3 separate regions of the Homo sapiens genome follow, and regions 2 and 3 are each linked to region 1. The links are chromatin contacts, found by Hi-C or POLR2A ChIA-PET in ENCODE. All regions are on one chromosome and are shown on one strand. The core of a region is the stretch at or near the end of the contact, and the rest is flanking DNA. Distances in the headings are between cores, read along the strand shown. Region 1 holds the start of BRAT1 (BRCA1 associated ATM activator 1). Region 2 overlaps CARD11 (caspase recruitment domain family member 11). Region 3 overlaps GNA12 (G protein subunit alpha 12).

The links. A loop is a pair of places that touch in the nucleus more often than their neighbours do. ChIA-PET counts read pairs that join two places held with the same protein, here RNA polymerase II (POLR2A). Pooled maps may share reads with other maps.
Region 2: a loop to region 1 is called in a pooled map, with 5 times the contacts of the local background. The contact joins the enhancer-like site here to the promoter of BRAT1 in region 1. A Hi-C loop is called at or near these places in 2 of 37 single-sample maps with no recorded cell type and 7 of 50 pooled maps. POLR2A ChIA-PET finds 5 or more read pairs at or near these places in 1 of 52 experiments (CD4-positive, alpha-beta T cell).
Region 3: a map of chondrocyte shows a loop between it and region 1 (2.2-fold over the local background). The contact joins the enhancer-like site here to the promoter of BRAT1 in region 1. A Hi-C loop is called at or near these places in 1 of 168 maps with a recorded cell type or tissue (chondrocyte), 6 of 37 single-sample maps with no recorded cell type and 4 of 50 pooled maps. POLR2A ChIA-PET finds 5 or more read pairs at or near these places in 2 of 52 experiments (Caco-2 and GM10248).

Annotation. Positions count from the first base shown.
Region 1 is chr7:2,552,841-2,557,951 of GRCh38, forward strand. It overlaps BRAT1 (BRCA1 associated ATM activator 1), which reads right to left and starts at 2,684. Exons shown (of 14, transcript NM_152743.4): 1 at 2,647-2,684; 2 at 1,465-1,607. The coding sequence starts at 1,591. RefSeq lists a silencer at 2,439-2,678 and an enhancer at 2,591-3,268.
Region 2 is chr7:2,975,790-2,980,900 of GRCh38, forward strand. All of the region lies in intron 1 of CARD11 (caspase recruitment domain family member 11), which reads right to left. Among named protein-coding and RNA genes, the nearest start is that of CARD11-AS1, 34 kb to the left of the region's middle. RefSeq lists a silencer at 2,855-2,944 and enhancers at 3,678-4,409, 4,405-4,494, 4,410-5,111. Within about 2 kb of position 2,747, at least 6 of the 41 ENCODE cell types and tissues checked have a DNase peak (open chromatin) inside an H3K27ac peak, as active enhancers do.
Region 3 is chr7:2,818,064-2,823,174 of GRCh38, forward strand. The region is part of intron 1 of GNA12 (G protein subunit alpha 12); the gene reads right to left. Among named protein-coding and RNA genes, the nearest start is that of GNA12, 24 kb to the right of the region's middle. RefSeq lists enhancers at 2,944-3,633, 3,634-4,323. Within about 2 kb of position 2,613, at least 21 of the 41 ENCODE cell types and tissues checked have a DNase peak (open chromatin) inside an H3K27ac peak, as active enhancers do.

The DNA.
Region 1 (5,111 bases), core at 1,434-3,933:
CCATTCTCCTGCCCAGCCTCCCAAGTAACTGGGACTACAGGCGCCCACCACCACGTCTGGCTATTTTTTTTTTTTTTGTATTTTTAGTAGAGACGGGGTTTCACCATGTTAGCCAGGAGGGTCTTGATCTCCAGACCTCGTGATCTGCCTGCCTCGGTCTCCCAAAGTGCTGGGATTACAGGCTTGAGCCACCGCGCTCGACTGACACTATTTTTTTGAGACAGAGTCCATTCTGTCGCTGGAGTGCAGTGGCACGATCTGGGCTCACTGCAACCTCCGCTTCCTGGGTTCAAGCGATCCTCCCCCTCAGTCTCCCAAGTAGCTGGGATTACGGCGCATGCCACCATGCCCGGCTAATTTTTTTATTTTTAGTAGAGACGAGGTCTCACCATGTTGGCCAGGCTGGTTTCGAACTCCTGACTTCAAGTGACCTACCCGCCTTGGCCTCCCAAAGTGATGGGATTACAAGCATGAGTCACCGCGCCTGACCTATGACACTACTTAAAATGATGAAAAATGAGAAATATAAACATCTGACAGTGGAGTGATTCAATTAATTATGGTCTATTCCTACAGCAAATAACATGTAGTCAATAACATTAACATATTATGTGGAGAAAACACTCACTATGATAGCAAGAGAGAAAGCAAGACACCAAAATTGTGTTTACAGTATGACCTCATTTTTTTTTCCCCAGAAAAATACAGCTTTATGTGTTATGAAAAGGCTGGGAGTAAATTAAAACGTTGATGGTTTAATTTTCCTCTTTACTCTTTTGTTCATGTTTTAAAGAACATGTATTACTTTGTTTTTTTTTTTTGAGACAGGGTCTCACTCTATCACCCAGGTCAGGGTGCAGTGGCACAATCATAGCTCACTGCAACCTCTACCTCCCGGACTCAAAGGATCCTCCCATCTCAGCCTCCAGAGTAGCTGGGACTACAGGTGCGCCACCAGGCACAGCTAATTTTTGTTTTTTTTTTTTTTAGAGATGACGTCTCGCTATGTTGGACCAGGCTGGTCTTGAACTCCTGGACTTAAGCAATCCGCTCGCCTCAGCCTCCCAAAGTGCTGGGATTACAGGTATGAGCCACTGCATCCGGCCCCTACTTTCATAATCAGAAAGAAAACAAATCTGATGTCTTAAACACACTAAATACAACGAGAACAACAATAAAACAAGTTTGTTCACGCCTTCTGTAGAACTGAACCTTGGGGTGCCCTGATCGTGGCTCAACTGGCTGAATTTCAGGCTCTAACTCTCCAGATCATTCTCTCGGGCTTCATCTTAACTTGCCCTCAGTCTGCCACAGATAATCCTTAGGAAGTGAAGGAAAGACATCTGATTGGCAGTTTCTGCCCTTCCTCCAGGACAGGGGAGTCCCCATCTGGCCCCTGCTCCCTGTCCCAGCCTCTGCGTCTGGTCTCTGGATAGGCAGTAAACAGCAGCACCACCTCCTTACCTCCTTCAGTGACCGTTTTAAACCAGTCCAGGAGCTTCTCCAAACAGGTGTCATCTGCCACCGGCTGCCTGGGATCTACCAGAACAGCACAGAGAGCCGGGAGCAGCTGGGCGCATTCTGGGTCCATGGTGAGGCCGCAGGCCCTGCAAAGGCAATGTGAGAGCCAAACCTCAATGCCCACTCCAGACCCAGCTCGCTCTAGTCACAGCAGCCCACCATGCCTGCTCAGGCCTGGGAAGGGGCCCCAGAACTTTCATCTCAGACCAGGAGAACCATGATCCCCAGACCAGAGGTCTGTACTGCAGGGATGGATGCAAAGCTTTGGTCTAGGTGGGGCCCTGAGCGCTGGTGGCGGGGCTGAAAGGGGCAGATGAGGGTCTAGCTGAAACCACAAGGCCTCCGGAACTCAAAGTCTGTCACCCTTGGTCTTTGGTGCAGTCGGGGCAACAGCGTGGTGCTGGCCCAGGCTGCAGGTGGGCCAGAGTCAGGGGCATCTTTGAGTTCCGGGGTCAGCCATGTGTGCAAGGGGATGTCTACCCATGCCCCAGGGCCAGCCTGGGCTGGAAAGTTTCTGTCCCTCCCAGCGTCAAGTGGTGGCTGCATTTGACGTCCTGAAGCCAGCAGGGGGGTGCGGAGGGGAAGGGGCGCCTGTCCGTGTGTCTGTCCCTCTCAGGGTCAGTGGTGGCTGCATTTGCTGTTCTGCAGCCAGTAGGAGGGTGAGGAGGGGAAGGGGCACCTGTCCGTGTGTCTGTCCCTCCCAGGATTAGTGGTGGCTGCATCTGAAGCCGGCGGGGGGGAGAGGGGGGCGGCGGGGTGCGGAAAGGAAGGGGCGCCTGTCTCTCCCAGGACCAGGTGTGCATCCGTGCGTCCAGCCTCGGGGGTGGGCGGGGTGGTCAGCGGCTCTGTCTAACCGGGGCACCGTCTGCCAATGCCCGGGAAGGCTGCGTCCCGGGAAGAGGAACCCTCCCCACACTTTGAAGTCAGTTTTGGCCGCGAGCGCCAGGCCCGAGAGTCCAGAAGGGGCGCCAGAGCAGGCGGCCACAGTCGGGCTGGGAAGCGAGCCCAGGTCGCGCACGCCCCGGGCTGGGCTGCTCCCTGGCCCGCCCGCCCCCCTCGGCCGGGTCTTGGCCTCCCCGCGCCCCACTACCACGACCTCGACCCCCGAAGGCCCACGCGCCTCACCGCTCGGTTGCGTCCTCCGCCGCAACCACCCCTCGCCCAAGGCTCCGCCTCCGGACAGTGCCACCTGCCAGGCCCGGAGGAGGCGGAGGACGGAGACGGCTGGCGTGGGGAACTGAGACTGCACCCCTGGAGGCCGCTCTGGAAGCCTCGAGGGCCCAGACTTGAAGGAAGGAGTTCAAGCTGAGAGGGGCTGGGGACAGGCAGGCGCCAAGCCGGTCGCTCCGACAGATCACCCCCGCCAGGCGCCTAGTGGTTCATGCCGAGCATCCGGTGGGTGGGCGGGGCGTCTCGAGGGCGGGGATCTCTGAGGAAGGCGCGGGGTTGTGTCCGGAGGGGCGGGGCTTCGCCTGCAGGGCGCCCAGTGTCTGCACCGGCGGGAGCGAGAAAACTATGTGCCGGAGAGAAGCGTCCTGATCCGTGCACCAAAGCCCTTGGTCATTTAGCTTCAGGTTCTCAAATTAAGTCCTCCGCGGCCGCGCTGTGGCTCATGCCTGTAATTCCAGCCCTTTAGGAGGCGCAGTTGGGAGGATTGCTTGAAGCCAGGAGTTGAGACCAGCCTAGGCAACAAAGCGAGACCCCATCTCTTAAAATTTAAAAAAAAAAAAAAAAAAAAAAAAAAAGGCCAGGCGTGGTGGCTCACGCCTGTAATCCCAGCGCTCTGGGAGGCCCAGGCGGGCGGATCACGAGGTCAGGAGTTCGAGACCAGCCTGGCCAACATGGCGAAATCCCGTCTCGTCTCTAATTTTTGTATCTCTAAGATATCAAAATTAGCCGGACGTGGAGGCGCGCGCCTGTAATCCCAAGTACTCGGGAGACTGAGGCAGGAGAATCTCTTGAACCTGGGAGGCGGAAGTTGCAGTGAGCCAAGATGGTGCCACTGCACTCCAGCCTGGGCTACAGGGCGAGACTCCGTCTCAAAAAAAAAAAAAGAAAATCAGCCAGACCTGGTAGCATGCGCCTGTGGTCCCAGCTACTCCAGAGGCTGAGGCGGGAGGATCGCTTGAGCCCAGAAGTTCAAGGCTGCAGTGAGCTATGATCCTGCCCCGGCACTCCAGCCTGGGCAACAGAGCAAGACCCTGTGTTTTAAGAAAGCAAACAGGCAGAAAAACTAGGTCCAAAAAATTGAGTTCAAAACACTAACTGTGTGTTCGAGAGTCTCAAAGCCAGTGGATAGACAAGGCTCATGTTCCCAAAGCATTGTTTTATAGCAAGATTGTTGGGAGCCAACACCAGATTTAGGAAACAAAGCAGAATTCCTATGGATATTAAAATTTAAAAATTTAAAAGCACTGACTTTGCTGGGTCACCTTTATTTTATTTATTTATTTATGGAGACGGAGTGTCACTCTTTTTGCCCAGACTGGAGTGCAATGGCTCAATCTTGACTCACTGCAACCTCCACCTCCTGGGTTCAAGCGATTCTCCTGCCTCAGCCTCCCGAGTAGCTGGGATTACAGGTGCGGGCCACCACGCCCAGCTAATTTTGTATTTTTAGTAGAGACGGGGTTTCACCATGTTGGCCAGGCTGGTCTCGAACTCCTGACTTTAGGTGATCCGCCCACCTAGGCCTCCCAAAGTGCTGGGACTACCAGCGTGAGCCAACGCGCCCAGCCGTGCTGGGTAACCTTGGAAAAGCAACTTCCCTGACGCTTGCATGCCCCCTGCACACACACACACACGTACATCCTTAGAACTACATGTGTGAAAAAGTTTGAAATGCACAGTTATCTTCCCTGAAATTTGGTTCCTCATTGTGAAATGAGATACTAACATTCACCCAGTTAGGTAATTGTGGAGTAAAGAAAACTCAACAACAGCACTGTGCTAAGTGCTTCACTTACTGTAAACTTGTATGATTCTACAGCAACGGTAGGAGAGTACCACTACCAGCCCATCAGATGAGGAAAATGAGGCACAGAGAGGCTAACTCATAAGGCCTTACAGCTACTGGATTGGCACAGTTTGGATTTGAACCCAAGCAGTCTGGCTCCAGATTTGAATATTGTATTGCACAGGTCCACAATTTTTTTTTTTTTTGAGGTGGAGTCTCGCTCTGATGTCCAGGCTGGAGTGCAGTGGTGTGATCTCAGCTCACTGCAACCTCCACCTCCCAGGTTCAAGCAATTCTCCTGTCTCAGCCTCCTGAGTAGCTGAGACTACAGGCACCCACGACCCCTGGCTAATTTTTGTATTTTTAGTAGAGACAGAGTTTCACCATATTGGTCAGGCTGGTCTCAAACTCCTGACCTCAAGTGATCCACCCACCCTAGACTCCCAAAGTGCTGGGATTACAGGCGTGAGCCACCATCGTGCCTGGCCCAGGTCCACAATTTCTTATCTCAAACTTTTGGGGACAAATGTTTTTTCAGAATTCAGAACTGTTCAGATTTTAGAAATGTGACATGGCACATGTACATTAAATATGAGATTACAGCAGAGTGTGACACACACCCCATAATTAAACG
Region 2 (5,111 bases), core at 1,497-3,996, 420 kb after region 1:
GGAATTCAAACCAGTCGGATTTTCTGTCTCGGAGAATTCTGCCAACAAGATGCCAGGGGAGCTCGTGCGTTGAAATGCATTAATTGAGTACCACTATTTTGGGAGCAAAATAGGTTTGTGCATCCAATTAAATGTGGGGCATCTGAGAGGGAGAAAGACGGAGAGAGAGCGGGGATTCAGAAAGGGTCTCTTTACTTATAATTAACTACAAAATAAACAGCTCTTTCATGGAATGGGGCCCTCTCTGTTCCCGCCACCCCTGCAGCCCACGTTTCAATTAGCTCTGTGTTATTCGGGTCCCCTATTACTCCAGATAACCCAGGACTGGCTGTAATTAATTGTTATAATACACTCAGGAGCAGAGCCAAGCTGCAGCTCGGGAAGGCTGGTTGAAACTGCTCTGTTCCTCTAACCGGCCTCCTGGAAGGGCTGGCTTGGAGCTCCACCTTCACCAATAAGTCAGAGCTCCTCCATGGGATGACGAGGGAGAGGGGCTGAGATACTTGGAGTCTGCTTTGTTTGCTGCATTTGGTGCTGAGCAAGGTGCTGGCCCTTTTCTCTCTGCCCCGCTCCCTTCACAGTCCCTGAAGCCCTGAACCCTTCACTCCAGCGACATTTAAAATAAAGACATCAGGCCAGGCACGGTGGCTCACGCCTGTAATCCCAGAACTTTGGGAGGTGGAGGTGGGCCTATCACTTAAGGTCAGGAGTTTGAGACCAGCCTGGCCAACACGGTGAAACCCCGTCTCTATTAAAAATACAAAAATTAGCCGGTCGTGGTGGCATGTGTCTGTAATCCCAGTTACTCTGGAGGCCGAGGCAGGAGAATTGCTTGAACCCGGGAGGCAGAGGTTGCAGTGAGCCGAGATGGCGCCACTGCACTCCAGCCTGGGCGACAAGAGCAAAGCTCCGTCTCAAACAAACAAACAAACAAACAATCACAAAAATCAGCCGGGCGTGGTGGCAGGCCCCTGTAATCCCAGTTACTTGGGAGGCTGAGGCAGGAAAATCACTTGAATCCGGGAGGCGGAGGTTGTAGTGAGCTGAGATTGCACTACTGCACTCCAGTCTGGGCGACAGAGTAAAACTGTCAAAAAAAAAAAAAAAAAAAAAAAGACATCTTATCCATAGAATGGAATATTATTCATCCATACAAAGGCACGAAGAAGCATTGCTGCTTGCTGTGGCACAGATGAGCCTTGCAGACACTAAGCTCAGTGAAAGAAGCCAGACACAAAAGGCCACACATCATAAGATGCCATTTAGATGAAACGCCCAGAATAGGCAAATCCATAGATTCAGAAGGCAGGTTCGTGGGTACCAGGGACTGGGGGGAGGCAGGGATGGAGGAGGGGGTGGGTATTAATGGGGATGAGGTTTCCTTTTGGGGTGATGAAACTGTCCTGGGGCTGGATAGAGGTGGTTGTTACATAGCACTATGAATGTACTAGACGCCACCAGGTTATTGATTTTAAAATGGTGACTTTTATGTTATATGAATCTTACCTCAATAAATAAATAGCAACAGGCTGGGTGCAGTGGCTCACACCTGTAGTCCCAGCACTTTGGGAGGCTGAGGCAGGAGGATTACTTGAGCCCAGGAGTCTGAGACCAGTCTGGGCAACATAGCAAGACCCCATCTGGGCAAAAAAATAAAAAGATTAGGCAGGCGTGGTGGGGTATGTCTGTAGTCTCAGCTACTCAGGAGACTGAGGCAGGAGGATTGCTTGACCCAGGAGTTTGAGGCTGCAGTGAGCTATGATCACACCATTGCACTCTAGCCTGGGTGACAGAGGAAGACCCTGTCTCAAAAATAAACTAAACTAAAATAAAAACAGCTACAATTTTTTGAGCCGAGGTGAGCAGGGGCTAGGCCCCAAACCCTCAGTGACTCCAAGCCCCAGACAGCCTGGGCAGGAAGCTCTGATCATCTCTGGTGAAGACCTGAGACTTCCCAGTCTTGGGGAGGGGACACCAAGGGATGAGACAGGTTGTGGGGAAGCTGGGACTTGAGCGCTGTAGGGAGGCCGTGTGCTTGTCATGGGAGGCAACAGTCCACGTGGGAATTGCAGGAATGCCTTTTTTTTTTTTGAGATGGATCTCACTCTGTTGCCAGGCTGGAGTGCAATGGCGTGATCTTGGCTCACTGCAACCTCTGCCTCCCGGGTTCAAGCGATTCTCTCGCCTCAGCCTCCCAAGTAGCTGGGATTACAGGCGTGCACCACCATGCCTGGCTAATTTTTTTGTATTTTTAGTAGAGACGGAGTTTCACCGTGTTAGCCAGGATGGTCTCAATCTCCTGATCTCGCGATCCACCTGCCTCGGCCTCCCAAAGTGGTGGGATTACAGGCGTAAGCCACCGTGCCTGGCCTTTTTTTTTTTTTTCTGAGACAGAGTCTCACTCTGTCGCCAGGCTGGAGTGCAGTGGCGCGATCTTGGCTCACTAAAACCTCTGCCTCCTGGGCTCAAGCGATTCTGCTGCCTCAGCCTCCTGAGTAGCTGAGATTACAGGCACCCGCCACCGTGCCCTAATTTTTGTATTTTTAGTAGAGACGGGGTTTCACCGTGTTGGCCAGGATGGTCTCCATCTCCTGACATTGTGATCTGCACTTACAGGAGGCAGGGTCAAGGAAAGGACAAGATAGAAGCAGAGGTGGAGAAAGAGGGTGAGGTGAGTGGGAGAAGAGGGGACGGCGGGACAGAGGCCTTGTGACAGAAAAGGGAACAAGAACTCAGGGTTTTACGTTGTACCCACAGGTGCAGAGCTGAGAAAAGGAAAGAGAAATGAAGAACGGCAACTCGGAGGGAGGAGACGGTGGGGGTGGCGCGGGCACCGGGTGCAGGCTGAGAAAGCGAGAGGGCGGTCCGGCCAGGGGGTGGGGGTGCTGCAACCAGCTCTGGTCACGCCCCTTCTCCTGAGAGCTCCCAGGACTGCAGGCAACTTGCTGAAGAACTTGGGTAATTTCCCGGAGGCCGGCTCACCTGTTTCCAGCCCATCAGTGATCTTGAAACTTACAAATACTCAGACTCACACTTTCCGCCTATCCGTGCAAGGTAAGAGGAGCCAAACACATCTCGAAATGCACCGATTTTTCTTCTTCTAAGGGGGCAGACTCTCGTGGTGTGCCCCCACCCTCTCTGTTAATGCCTCTATTGTGTAAAAACGTCTTTAGATAAATTTGTCGGGCTTGGAGCCTGGGGTGGCCATTTCTTTGCACTTTATCTACTACAATCCAAGACCAGCAAACATGAGGCCACGTTTTTCCAGTGGTTTCTGCCTCCCCCACCACAGTGGTGACGGAAATACGCTCCCCAGCAACAGTGAGAAGACCCTGGGATTCTGCAGGCTCAGAGATCATCTGTACCCTCCCGCCGTGTAACTGCAAGACGACAAATGAGATGCAAACAGGGAAGTCTTTCTTACGTTTGTGCCAAATGATACAATCACCAATAATGAAATAAGGCACCTGTGAAAACTGCACCCAGAAACGGTCGATCAGTATGGACATGAGGTTGTTAAGAATGCGTTTCCTTAGCATCGAAGAGGGGGTAACTGGCTGCTCTCTGATCATCTGTCTCTTCTTCCCTGTGTGCAGGGAGCTATGAAGGAGCCCACTTAGGAAGCCAGGATTTAAGGTGACAGGAGCATATTGCAGGTGGGGCTCCACCTGCCGGGCAGTGACGGCTGGGGGTCACCCCGAAATCTCTGCACTCAGGGCTGTCAGACGGACGTTACGCGGTATGTGAACTAGAGACACTAAGAGCCTATTATTCTGTTTTGCATTTTAAAGGAGGTCTCTGAGGACCAGCTGATGCTTTCAAACCACTTAAGTCAGCGAAGCCCCAAAAAGGCTGTAGTCTCTTGCAAGCAAAAGTTACCAAGGGGCTGCCGAGGGTCTTCAAGCCCGCAGGACTTAAGAAATTCCCGAGTGTTTCACCAGGAATTGAGGAATCTACTCGGATCCCTTTCAGGGATCCCGGGGGGAGGGGAACTTCCCCTTTGGGGTCCCCAGTCCTACTGTCTCTTTGGGAAGCTCCTTGTCCCACAGTCGCCTGGTTTGTCCTCCGGTGTTTGTGGGCAGGGGCTGGGCCTTTGGTGCCCCGGTGGACACCAGCGAGCCACAGCCTCATTTCTTAGCATTTGCAATCTCAAGAGATCCCAGAGGAACCGTCTGGAAGGTGCTTGCGGGGTTGAGGGGTGGGGAACACGAACCCTTCCCAGACCTGGGGAGGGCCAGGCTGCAAGGCCCCACGTTTTGGAAACAGACCCTGTACACACTTCCTCTCCACCCAGCTGGGGGCCACGGGCAACTCAGGCCTTGAGACACACTCTGCGCACTGAGCCCCACTCCCCGGCCCCTGGCACTGTCCCAGTCAGAAGAAAATAAGACCCAGTGCCACATGACAACGGGAGCATCCTGGCCTGTGTGGGTCACCGGGCATGTATGGAGAGCGTCTACGGGCTGGATCCATGGAGCTCTGTGCAATCCAAGCCACGGCATGAGACAGTCGCCCCAGCACCTGCTGCTGAGACTCCACATCTGGTTTAGGAAATTAGGAGATGCAAAGAGGTGTGCATGAAGCCATGAAAACACATGGGCACGGACAGGACAAGGGGGCCAGGTGCTGGGGAGAGGGGGTCCCATGGCAGCCCCCCAGGGACAGGGCTTCACCAGCGCTGCACCCGCGGGCCTCAGTCACGGGACCGGCCAGTTGGGAAACGTACTCACGCGGTTGTGAGCCAGCTGGGTCCTGGGGGTTCCTCGTGTTCCTCTCAAATTCTCTCTCCTCCTGTTGATTCCCCAGAAAACACCAAGGCTGTGGGAGAGCAGCCACCTCCCCCGGAAGCCTACACCGACGCCCCACTCAGATGCTGCCTCTATTTTTAGCGGGGGCAGAAGTGGGGACTGGGGGTGGGCTGCCTTACTTCCCTCTTTTTTTTTTTTTGTTCCGAGCAGAATCTGTGGGTGACTTTCCATTCATGGGAGTGGGGAGGCTCGGAGAGCAGAAAGGGACCCAGGCCGTGCAGGGCAGGCAGAAACTGCAGGGAACAGGGTGCGTCTGTCATCAGGGCCAGGAGGGCGGTGGGGCAGGGAGGCAAGGGCAGGAAC
Region 3 (5,111 bases), core at 1,363-3,862, 270 kb after region 1:
TAAAATTAATTCAATGAACACGGAATGACTCCCTACACAGCTAACAGGCATGTCAGGGTTTTGTAGGTTCTGGGGGGAGTCATCATTAAGAACATCAATTATTTACATAATAGTGTAATTCTGCCATTAAAAAACTGGCCATCTGACATAGAACAAAGTTTGTTTACCACATCAGTACTGACATCTGGGGGCTGGGGAATTCTGTTTTGGAGCGCCTCACACACTGCAGGACAGTCAGCAGCATCTCCAACCATCAGATGCCGGCGGCACCCATCAGTGTCACAACCAAACACGCCTGCAGACGCTGCCAAATGTCCCCCTGGGGAGCATAGTCTCTCCAACGGAGAACCACTGATTAGAGGCTAGACAAACTACAGCTTGTAATAAAGAAAATACAACTTATAATAAAGAACAGGAAGCCTGGTGCGGTGGCTCATGCCTGTAATCCCAGCACTTTGGGAGGCCAAGGCACACAGATTGCCTGAGGTCAGGAGTTCGAGACCAGCCTGGGCAACATGGTGAAACCCCGACTCTAATAAAAATACAAACAATATTTGGGCATGGTGGCGTAGCCCTGTAGTCCCAGCTCCTCAAGTGGCTGAGGCATGAGAATTGCCTGAGCCCAGGAGGTGGAGGTTGCAGTGAGCCGAGATCGCGCCACTACACTCCAGCGTGGGTGACAGAGACCCTAACTTGAAAAAAAAAAAAAAAAGCAAAGGACAAACGAACAAGGGAGGGAGGCGACTCAAAGTGGCCTCTCCCACAGGTTTCGCTTGCCGTTTTCACTTACTCTCTCTGACCAGCCTCACAACCCTTTCATGGTCCCCTGTAACTAGAAGGCTGTAAGGCAGGCCACAAGCCCGTGGCACGGGCAGAATTCTAAAGATGGCCGGGGGTATTCATCAATTGGGAACCTAGGTGAAAGGTCTTTGCAGAGGTAATTAAGGCTACCAATCAGCTGAGCTTAAAATAGGGCGATTATTCTGGATTACCCTGCGAGCCTGATGGAGTCACCAGTCCTTACAAGCAGATGTGGAAGGTGGAAAAGTCTGGCAGGTTCCTTGTGAGCCGCTCGCTGCTGGTTCTGAGTTGCAGGGGCTGCAAGCAAGACTGGAGGGAGGCCTCCAGGAGCCGAGGGAGGTCAGAAAAGAAACCGGACCTCAGTCCTACAGCTGCAAGGACCTGAACCCTTGCCACAACCTGAATGAACTTGGATGCCGATGCATTCCCAGAGCCTCCAAAAAGGAACACAGTCCGGCTGGAACCTTCCTGTTAGTCTCATGACACTCAGGGCAACCAACTGAGCCACACTGTGCCCAGACCTCTGACCCAAGCAACTAGGAGCTAACAAATAAATGTTTTAAGTCCCGAAGCCTGTGGTAATTTGTTACAGTGGCAACAGAAAACCAAAACAGCTGTGGAGGTGTATGTGACTCATTACTGAAAGGTGAGTTTATAAGTGAGAAACACAATAACCAAAAGCAGTCCCCTTAAGAAATTCCCTAGTCTGCATAAAAGACAAATAATCCAAATTAAAAAAATGGGCAAAGGATCTGTATAGCCATATCTCCAAAGAAGATACGCAAATGGCCCATAAGCACATGAAAAGATGCTATACCTCATTCACCATCGAGGAAAGGCAAACCGAAAACGGGATGGCTGGAATTCAAAGGACAGATAAACACAAGCACGGTTAGACCCCAAAGACGTTATATTGGTGGGAACAGAAATGTTGCGGCCAATTCAGAAACACTCGGGTAGCTCGTCAAAATGTTAAACATAAAGCAACCATTTGACTCAGCAATTCCACTCCTAGGAATACACCCAAGAGAAAACATGTTCACACCAAAACCCGCACATGGATGTTTATAGCAACATCATTCATAACACACAAAAGATGGAAAGAACCTAGATGCCACTGACTGAGGCACGGATAAACAAAACGGGGCGTAGCAAAAGGGAATGCTATTCGGCCGCTTAGAGGGATGACGATGCCACGCTACAGCATGGATGAACTTTGAAGAAACGATGCTAAGAAGTCCGTCGCAGAAGACAACATACTGTATGATTCCATTTACATAAAATGTTCAGAAAAGGCAAATCAACAGCGTCGAGAGAAATCCACGGTGTCGAAAGTGGGCTGGTGGCCGCCCGGGGCTGGGGCTGGGGCAGGAGGAAAATGTGCAGTGGCTGCAGGGTTTCTTTCTGGGGTGATGAAAATGTTTTAAAAATTGACTGTGGTGATGGCTGCACAGCTCTGTAAATAGACTGAAGTCCACTGAATTGTAGGCTTTAAATGAGGGCATGGTATGATATGTGAGTTATAGCTCAATAAAGCTTTTTTTTTTTTTTTTTTAAGCTGAGGCCAGGCATGGTGGCTCATGCCTGTAATCCCAGCACTTTGGGAGGCTGAGGTGAGAGGATCGCTTGAAACTAGCCCAGGAGACATGCAAAACCTATCGCTACAAAAAAATAAAAAATAAAATTAAAAAAGCTAAAAAATTGAAAAAGAAAGTCCCAAGCGCTGTAAAGCACAGAGCACGGAAGTGACACACAGTGTGGCAGCTGCTTGTTGTCCAGACCTGCCCCACCGGCCAGTCACCAGCTCCTGACTCACTGACCACCCTGGCCTCTGCCCTGTAATCTTCCAAAGAGGAAACTCCAACTGTGTCTTTTAAAACTTTTTACTTTAGAGACAGGATCTCACTCTGTCACCCAGGCTGGAATGCAGTGGTGCAATCACAGCTCTCTGCAGCTTTCAAGCTCCTGGACTCAAGCCATCCTCTTGCCTCAGACTCCCATGTAGCTGGGATTACAGGCATGCACCACCATGGCCAGCTAATTTCTAAAAATTTCTGATAGAGATGGGATCTCACTATGTTGCTCAGGCTGGTCTTGAACTGCTGACTTCAAGAAACCTCCTGCCTTGGACTCCCAAAGTGCCAGGATTACAGGCGTGAGCCACCGCGCCCGGCCTACATCCATGTTTTCATCAACATGGACAAAACTCCACAGGAATCACTCCCATTTCACAAAAATGTTGTCTAGGTGAAAGATGCCAATCAATTATTCTCTGGTTAATGTTCTGCTTATTCTTGGCTTAAGAATTTTTGTGATGACGCTTAGATTACAGATGTTCTGCAAGACAGGCTGAGAAACAGAATCATTCCAATCACTCCTGCTGTATCCTGAGGGGAGACTCTCCGCCTGTTCAACACAGGGACACGCTGCCTCCCGTGGCAAGGTGACTGTCTTGCTGCTGACTCGGGCAAAAAGACCATGAGAATGAATTCACCAACCAGGGTTCCCTTCCCTCGTAAATACTGTGAGAAAATGGATGTCAGTCTCCAGCTGACCGCAGAGAAATCACGGCCAGGTGTTGGCACTTACAGAGAAGAATGAATACAGAACTGCTTTAATCATCCACTCAGGAAACTCCCCAATTGTATCAATGACTCTATATAAGGAAGCGAGGCTTGCAACTCCAAACGAACTCACTGGGTGGCCCCAAGCAAAACAATTCACCCCAAACGGTGTGCCCTATGGACAAGAGAAACTCCTGCAGTTATTCTATTTTCTCAGCTCCCTGCTCCTCGTTTTCCTCCACCTTAGCAAGACAGTGATGAACAATGCTAGGTAAGCTCTTTCCCTTCCTGTGGCAAGTCTAGTAGCAAAGGGCTAGTTGCCAGGAAACATGAGGTTACACCATATTCCTGCTTAGTGGAATCCTGACCTTCATGTTACTAAAACATGAAAAATACTTTGTTTACAAGATCATCAATATTAAAATTTGGCTTTCAAGTTCCCTAAGACCTTTTTCCTGTATTTATTACAAGAATTTATTTATGCATCCAACAAATACTCAAATGCCTACTATGTGCTGCCATGGTGCCAGGCCCTAGGGACACAGGGGAATCAGACCAGGCCCTCGCATGCCCGCCCAGGCTGACATTCCAGGATGTGATGACTAGAACTATGTAAAATGTGATATACACATCAACAAGGGTGATTCAGATTACCACCAACATTTCTTAACAAACCTAGCTAAAAAACGTTAGAATGTGCTTAGCCTTCCCATTCTCTTTTAACTTTTTATCTAAACCTACAAATTCTGAAGCTTCTGTGGGAAGCTATGCCTCCTCCGAGATGTTGTTCTTCGTACGTTTTCAACCATACAGCGGCAGCGACTGGAGTGGTTGTTTTGCATGTCAGGCTTCACTGGGCAATTTCTTCAGAATTCAGAGATCTACCTACTGGAACTAGCATCTGTAGACAGTCCAGTAACTAAGAGTGGTAGTTCTGAGTTAGGTGGGCCTGAGACCTGGCACACTCTTAACCTCCCCAATCTAAGACATATCTTATGGAAGTCCCCTTCTCAAACCCTGATAAAGATTGAAGGGCCAAGCGTGGTGGCTCTCGCCTGTAATCCCAGCACTTTGGGAGGCCAAGGTGGGAGGGCTGCTTGAGCCCAAGAGCGTGAGATCAGCCTCAATCAACAAAAAGAAAAAGGACTGCAAGCCCAGGGCAGGAGGACTGCTTGAGCCCAGGAGTTTGAGACCAGGCTGGGCAACATAGTGAGTCCTTGTTTCTACAGAAAAATTAGCCAGGCGTGGTGGTGCGTGCCTGTGGTCCCAGCTACACAGGAGGCTGAACTGAGAGGATCACTTGAGTCCAGAAAGTAAAGGCTGCAGCGAGCTATGATCGCCCCACTGCACTCCAGCCTGGGCGACAGAGTAAGACTCCGTTTCCAAAAGAAAAGAAAGATTTAAAGACAATGACTTGGAAAGGAGTTGAAGGAGATAAACACTCAACCCCCTCAGTCCCTAAGAGAGTCTGCTCAGCCCCCTCCTAGATGTGATAAAAAGGTGCTCCCTAGATTCACTATCAGTCCTCTGCCCATTCCCTGGCCTCCCATTACTGGAATTCAACATGGTTTAGGAGATTAAAGACACTGAGTCTTTCAGGGACATTACAGTTACCAACCACTCTGATGGCCTTGAAGAAAGTAACTTTAATTCTCAGTAACTATTTGTATATTATTTGTAACTAAAAACGTGGGGTCCGAGGCATCATCTATGGCAGGCTTTGTTGGAGGGCCTTTTCCAGGCTTC